Regions from separate parts of the Homo sapiens genome. Here region 1 is linked to region 2. The links are chromatin contacts, found by Hi-C or POLR2A ChIA-PET in ENCODE. All regions are on one chromosome and are shown on one strand. Each heading gives the region's core, a stretch centred on a gene start or an enhancer-like site at or near the end of the contact. The rest is flanking DNA. Distances are from core to core; before and after follow the strand shown. Region 1 holds the start of SHISA4 (shisa family member 4). Region 2 overlaps NAV1 (neuron navigator 1).

Evidence for each region. A loop is a pair of places that touch in the nucleus more often than their neighbours do. ChIA-PET counts read pairs that join two places held with the same protein, here RNA polymerase II (POLR2A). Pooled maps may share reads with other maps.
Region 1: a map of heart right ventricle shows a loop between it and region 2 (2.4-fold over the local background). The contact joins the promoter of SHISA4 here to the enhancer-like site in region 2. A Hi-C loop is called at or near these places in 3 of 168 maps with a recorded cell type or tissue (MCF 10A, gastrocnemius medialis and heart right ventricle) and 4 of 50 pooled maps. POLR2A ChIA-PET finds 5 or more read pairs at or near these places in 2 of 52 experiments (Panc1 and activated CD8-positive, alpha-beta memory T cell).

The regions. Positions count from the first base shown.
Region 1 is chr1:201,886,896-201,890,346 of GRCh38, forward strand. It overlaps SHISA4 (shisa family member 4), which reads left to right and starts at 2,003. Exons shown (of 5, transcript NM_198149.3): 1 at 2,003-2,172; 2 at 2,550-2,721. The coding sequence starts at 2,100. RefSeq lists enhancers at 1,496-2,005, 1,846-2,140.
Region 2 is chr1:201,712,274-201,715,627 of GRCh38, forward strand. NAV1 (neuron navigator 1) reads left to right here. Exons shown (of 34, transcript NM_001389617.1): 6 at 544-646. All of the region lies in intron 2 of IPO9-AS1 (IPO9 antisense RNA 1), which reads right to left. Among named protein-coding and RNA genes, the nearest start is that of MIR5191, 5.6 kb to the right of the region's middle. RefSeq lists enhancers at 656-1,344, 1,188-1,482. Within about 2 kb of position 1,323, at least 35 of the 41 ENCODE cell types and tissues checked have a DNase peak (open chromatin) inside an H3K27ac peak, as active enhancers do; they include Panc1, gastrocnemius medialis and heart right ventricle, where a contact is called at or near this core.

The sequences.
Region 1 (3,451 bases), core at 753-3,252, 180 kb after region 2:
CCCATCCCATGAACTGAAACACATTCTTAGAATTTTGCAATTAGAAAATCACTGATGATGTTGGTGCGTGCTAGGTGTCATTGCAAGCTGGAAGTGTCAACTAGGGGTATACACTTTGAGGAGGGCGTGTCAACTAGGGGTATACACTTTGAGGAAGGCTAGTTGGAGAAAAAAGCAGGAAAGTAGCTAGAGAGGGATGAGTTTTAGGAAGGATGTGGTTTGGTTTGGTTTGCTTTGCTTTGCTTTGCTTTAAATAGGAGAGACTTGAGATTTCCTAGGGAAAAGAAGCTGGTAAGGTGTGAGAAGCTAAAGACACTAAAGAGATGGGATAATGAAGAGACAAATCAGCAGGGGTCAAGGGTACACATGGGAGATTCAGCTCTGGGCAGGAAAGACAGTCCCTTATCTGAAGATGATTCAACCAACAATGACAACACTGATGGCTAGGGCTGGATGGCCACATTGAACACAGCCACGTGGTCCCTGCAGTCATGGAGCTTTTAGTGTAGGAAAGAGGAGATGGATGGCAATGGGCACACTGAGTAGGTGGTGCTGGATTCAGAGGCGTTTCTCTTTGTCCCTGCTGCTGCATTTATGACTGTGTCCTGCGTGAGGACATACTCTTGCCCATCAGGCTACCAGCAACTTTCTGGGGCAGGAGCCTATCCTCTCCTATTCCAGCTCTCTTGGGTAGGTGTGCCAGCACCCACAGGGGCCCAGGATGGGGTAGCTCCTCTTTCGGCTGTCCTTCCCTAACCTACTAAGATTCTACTGGGCCTTCCATGGACCTGTCCTGATTCTCTCACCCCAGAACACAAGAAATACTCACTGTCTACACTGTCTGCTGTTGCGGCTGGGGATCAACCCTGATTTAGATTTGGGTCTTCCTGATGCCTCTACCATTTACTGGCTGTATTACCTTGAACAAGTTCTTTAACCTCCATGAGTCCTAGTTTCTCAGTCTGTGAAATGCGATTGATAACACTGATGAACCTTGCTTAGTTCATGGAGTTGTGGAAAGATTCCAGTGAGGTAGATGTGGAAGCCCAGAAGTGTGTGAAAGGGTGTACATGGCAGGGGATTAAGGTAGGCTTTTGATGATCTCCCTGGCTTAATTTGCAGTTCCTCGGAGGGTACCTCATGTAGCATGGGGCATAGTCACTGGCACTCAGTATAAACCTGTGAAGACTGACCTCTCCCATCCTAAAACACTGTCTCCACCTGGAATTAACTGTTGCCCACCTGAAATTAACTGTTGCCCTCCCTATGCTCCGGTGGCTATTGCAGTACAGGCTTGCTCTGTGAAGGGCTTTCACTGTGAAGAGTGTTTAACTGGATGGGCCCCAGGTGGCCCCAGCAGCCTGCCTTCCCTGCTAGTGAGGCCATGGGCTGGTGCATGCCAGCTCTGTCCACTTGAAGGGGGAAGGGTCCATCGTAGGGAGCCAGTGCAGCTGGCAGGGTTCAGGCCTGTGGGCACCGCTGGGGACAAAGCCACTCTGAATGCCTCTCAATGAGTGCTTGTGTTCTGGGAATGGGGGCGGGGTGACATCCAGCCTCTTTCCCTCTCCGCCCCCGACAGGATGTCCCAGGCTGGACGCGGCAGAGGAGGTCCCCCACAAGTGAAGGTCCAGCCCTGCTCCTCCAGGGTTGGCCCATGTGTCTGGGCATTCGGAGGTGGCACCAGGATCAGGGCTTCTGGAGTCCAGCATAGTGATTGGGCCCAGGCCGGGGGCGGGTCCAGGACACAGCCAGGCTTCCCTGGCCGCAGTGCCCAACTGCCCGCAGTGCCCATGGTGGCTCGGATGGGAGGAACCACCGCGGAGCCGGGGACAGGGGGAGCAGGGCAGTGCTCTGCTGGGTGAGGGGCACCCAGCTCCAGAGGCTAGGTGGGCGTCGCTGGTGGGTGGACTCCTGGGCGCTGCGCGGAGCCGCGCCGGCTGGGTTAGCGCGGGCGGGGCGCTTAGTCCCACCCCCAGAGGAGGCGGAAGAGGAGCCCGAGCCTGGCCGCGGGCTGGGCCCCGCCGCAGCTCCAGCTGGCCGGCTTGGTCCTGCGGTCCCTTCTCTGGGAGGCCCGACCCCGGCCGCGCCCAGCCCCCACCATGCCACCCGCGGGGCTCCGCCGGGCCGCGCCGCTCACCGCAATCGCTCTGTTGGTGCTGGGGGCTCCCCTGGGTAAGGGGATGGGGAGAGATGCGGCAGGAGTGGGATGGGGGCGGAGGAAGGGGAGGGACCGATCCGAGGGGCTTGGGCTCGGGGCTTCTCCGAGACCCTCCGGCTGCCACGGGAGCCTTGGGTGTTGCTGGGTCCTCAAGAAGCGGGAAGAGGGAGCTCCAGGATGCTGGGCCATGGGAGGCTGATCCCGGGGTGCAGGGTCAGCTTCAGGCAGAGGCCTCGGGGGCTCTGGGGCTGAGACCCTCAGGGTGGAGACAAGGGGCAACCCTCAGTGTTCGGGAGCCGTCAGGCTGGGGACCGCCGGGGGAGTGGGGCCGAGCGCGGCTGGGGATGAACTGGCCTGGTGGCCACTGGGCACCCCCAATCCCTGCCCGCAGTGCTGGCCGGCGAGGACTGCCTGTGGTACCTGGACCGGAATGGCTCCTGGCATCCGGGGTTTAACTGCGAGTTCTTCACCTTCTGCTGCGGGACCTGCTACCATCGGTACTGCTGCAGGGACCTGACCTTGCTTATCACCGAGAGGCAGCAGAAGCACTGCCTGGCCTTCAGGTGGGTTCCTGCCTCCTCACCCTCACCACCTCCTCTATCCTTTTCTCCAGAGGCCTCCTCTTCCTCCCTCCCGGACTCCTGCCTCCTCCGTTGTCGACCTCCACATTCTTAGCTGAATAGAGTCACCAGGACTCAAGCCTGGCGGCAGAGCTAGGTGCTTAGGTGCTGGTGCCTGGGAGTTCCAGAAAAGGCATGTTAGTTACCTTCATAGGCTTTGACTGGGCCCGGGGTTTCCAGGTTCTTTCTGGAGCCCTCCCTTTGGTCCTGCCAGGTCATGGGGAGGGAGGGTTCAAGGTTAACACCCGGACGACAGTGTAGCTTTGTGGAAGAAGCTCTGGCACAAAGGCAGGAGACTTGGGTTTGATTCCCAGGTCCACTTCTTACTAGCTGTGTGATCTTGGAGAAGACACTTGCCTTCTATGGGTCATTGCTTGCCAAATTAGTGGTTGTCAAACTTTTTTTTAATATATCATATATAAAATAGATATAGAGACTTCTGATTGAAGCGGGGTTTGGAAAAAATGGCTCTAGATTATTTCTAAGGCTCCTTTCAGTGTTATGCTGTATGTCTAATCATTTAAGTTGTAGATATAAAAGCAATGGTTGGGGGCGCACTGCAAATCCCCGTATGCTTCACACTAGCCAGCCAGGCAGCATAGCCTTCTGGGAAGTGGAGGTCCTCTAAGATCTCCTTCACAGGGACTGGGCAGAGCCCCACAAGGAACCCCAA
Region 2 (3,354 bases), core at 73-2,572:
TAGCCCCTCTTCCTAACTCTGTGGTCAGTGACATCAGATTGGTAGATTGAAAGTGGCCATGATAGGAGGCTTTATACCAGGGAAATTGGCAAACACCACACATCGGTGTCCCCTTCCTCCGAAAGCCAGTTGTTAAACATTTACCAGCACAACCCTGGATAGGGGGTTTCAGGCAGATGTTCCAGCTCATCTCAACCACGAGAAATCTTGCCCAGGACCTCTGCTATGAGAAGCAGGGCCTCCCCAAAACAAAGCCAGAGGTAGAGGCAGTTCCTTGGGGGCTCTGAAAGGAGTGCACAGACACAGAAAGCCATGCCTGTACCCCCTGCCAGGATCTGGGGTTCAGAGGGCTCAATGGCACATGTCCAGGGCCTTTGAGAGGGCCCATTCTGTTGGTTGTCTTTGGGAAAGGGAGGAGGAAGGTGACTATCATGGCCCAGGGACTAGCCTCCTGGGGACACTGTCAATCTCCACTTCCTGACCCCCAGGATCCCAGCATTAAGTTCTCTTCACTCACCCAGCTCTTCCTTCTCTCCCTACCAGACCCAGAGTCCCAGAGAAAGAGGACAGTGCAGAATGTCCTGGATCTCCGGCAGAACCTGGAAGAGACCATGTCCAGCCTGCGAGGGTCCCAGGTGACTCACAGGTAAGCTCGAGCTGCAGAGAGGGTCATGCCCTCTGCCTTCCTGGCTCTCCACCCCATTCTGGAGGGCAGGGCCCCCGGGTCCCTCCACACCTCTGCCAGGTCAGCCAGGTGGCCTGATGCGTGGAGCCACTGCAGAAGGAGGAGGAAATCCATTTATCTCAACAAGAGAAGCTTGGCTTTGTCTTCTGTCTGCTTGTGCCTGAACATTTCATTTCATTTCAGCAAATCAGCTTGAAAATCACTAGCTTAGGAGCCAGGAAGTGGAAGCCATTACACAGCTCAATGTGTGATCTTTGATAGTCAGTCTCCTTCATTAGACCTCTGTCTCCTCAATCTGTCAAGAGAAGGTTTACTAAATGCTCTCTTCCTGTTCCTAAGTCTCCATTAAACTAGGGGTCTAGAATCAATTCCCTTCTCAACACCTGGGTCTTTTCACTCTTGTGTCAGTTAGGTGCCCCCTGGCCTCTTCTACGAGCCACTGAGGGAGGCTTGAGTGCTCAACAGGGCCCACACAGTGTCACCCAGCTCCATGCCCTGTTAGGTGTGTCCCCCTAGCCCACTCCCTGCAGAGACCTCATAGCCTCCAGCTGCATGGGGCACTCAGCCTTCCCACGGCACCTCTCTCTGGAGCAAAGTCCTGGCCACAGGCTCTGCTGTGACTCAGAATTTCCCTTGCTGGCTCCTTGGACTGCCCAGATGAGCTCATGCTGTCAGCTCCAAGTGGGGCAGAGGGCTGGGCTAAGCTCTGGGGACAGCGGGAGGCAGAACAGACAGCCAGATTGGGAAATCATGGGGGGTGTGGGGCAGGAAGGCTGTGTGAGGGCTAGGAAGCCTCCCCAGTTAGACTGGAAGTAGATTCCTCTCCAACTCCTGGGGCTGGAAAATTAAGAGCAAAGTTGGGACACAGGGGCAGTGGAAAAGGACTTTCTTTAGCCCAGGGTGTGGCCATTTGGGATTCTGAGGATGGGACCACACCCATGGACATATTTACATACCACCAATGACAAAGAACTCATTACCTTTCTTTTTTTATTTTTAACATAGGCTTTTTAAAAATATTTTGTTATTATTTTTAAAGACCGAGTCTCATTCTGTCGCCCACTGCCTCAGCCTCCCGAGTAGCTGGGATTACAGCTGTGTGCCATCACGCCCAGCTAATTTTTGTATTTTTAGTAGAGATGGGGTTTCACCATGTTGGCCAGGCCAGTCTCAAACTCCTGGCCTCAAGTGATCCACACGCCTTGGCCTCCCAAAGTGCTGGGATTACAGGCGTGAGCCACCGCGCCCGGCCAACTCACTACCTTTCAGTCACCCCGGTGCATTGTGGGATTGCAGCAACTCTGATGTGGAACTGCACTTAGTCTTAAGTAGCTTTCAGCCGTTGGCTGTAGTTCTTCCTGCTTAGATGACCCTTCTCCTTCTCCTTCCTTGTACTACTCCTCCCCCTATCCCCAGCCCATGCCCGCATCTTGGACACTCAGCCCTTTACTCCCAGACATCTCGAGTATTTTAAATGGTAAGATAAATCAAAACTCTCTGGGGATTACCTCTGCTCAGGCCAGCAGAACCCTGACTACTGAAAGGGAGGTGACCAAGGAAGTCCTGGAAAAAGGTGGATGGTGGGGGCTCCAGGACCCCCTTACATCTGTCCCTTACTGCCATCCCTCATAGCCCCAAGCCCCCAGCAGGAGCCCAAGTGAAGCAGGGATCTGGCAGAGCTTGGCTTATCAGTTTAGGACCCAGCGGATGAAATCTTGGACATCTGCCTTCCCCCATCCAAGGAAATTGTTGGAACATCTCTCAGCACCAAGTCACCCACCAGCCTCATGCCAAAGACACCAGAAAGTGCTTAGTTGCTGAGAGGGCCACACCCCAAATGACTCACTCACAGGAGTAGGAGAGAAGTAGCAGCTCCAGCCTCCTGGTGCCACTGACTCAGAGCAGCCAGCCCCCAGTCCCTCCGTTAAGCCGGACAGCTTGACCCTAGGCAGGCGCTATTGGTTTTCTGCTTCTAGTGGGAAAGGGGAGGCTTCAATCAAGCCTTTTGCATAATGCTGACTGGTTTAGGGGGAGCGTCTAGGGCCTCTGGCTTCTGCCTCCCTTTATAGGAAAGGAACCAAGAGCCCCGGAGCTGGTTTTTCTGTTTACTGTGGACCTAGAGCCACTTCCTCTCATAGGCTTTGGTTTATATTATTCCTGTTCCACACTGGTAGCCAAAACAATGATTCCCTGACTTTTTATGGCTCTTTTTTTTTTTTTTTTGAGACAGAGTCTCACTGTCTCCCAGGCTGGAGTGCCTTGGCATGATCTCAGCTCACTGCAACCTCTGTCTCCCAGGTCAAGCGATTCTTCTGCCTCAGCCTCTGAAGTAGCTGGGACTACAGGTGCGTGCCACCACACCGGCTAATTTTTGTATTTTTAGTAGAGATGGGGTTTCACCATGTTGGCCAGGCTGGTCTAGAACTCCTGACCTCAGGTAATCCACCCACTTCGGCCACCCAAAGTGCTGGGATTACAGGTGTGAGCCACCACGCCCTGCCGGCTCTTTTACTTTTTAAAGGGCTTTCTATCAATGAGCCCTTCCCTTAGCCCTGGAAGTAGACAGGATATATACATACTCCCTGGGTTAGAGAATGAGGCTGGGGGCAGGGAGGCACCTGCCAGAGTCACGCTGGCTGATGAGGGTAGGTTCTGTACTCTGCATGCTC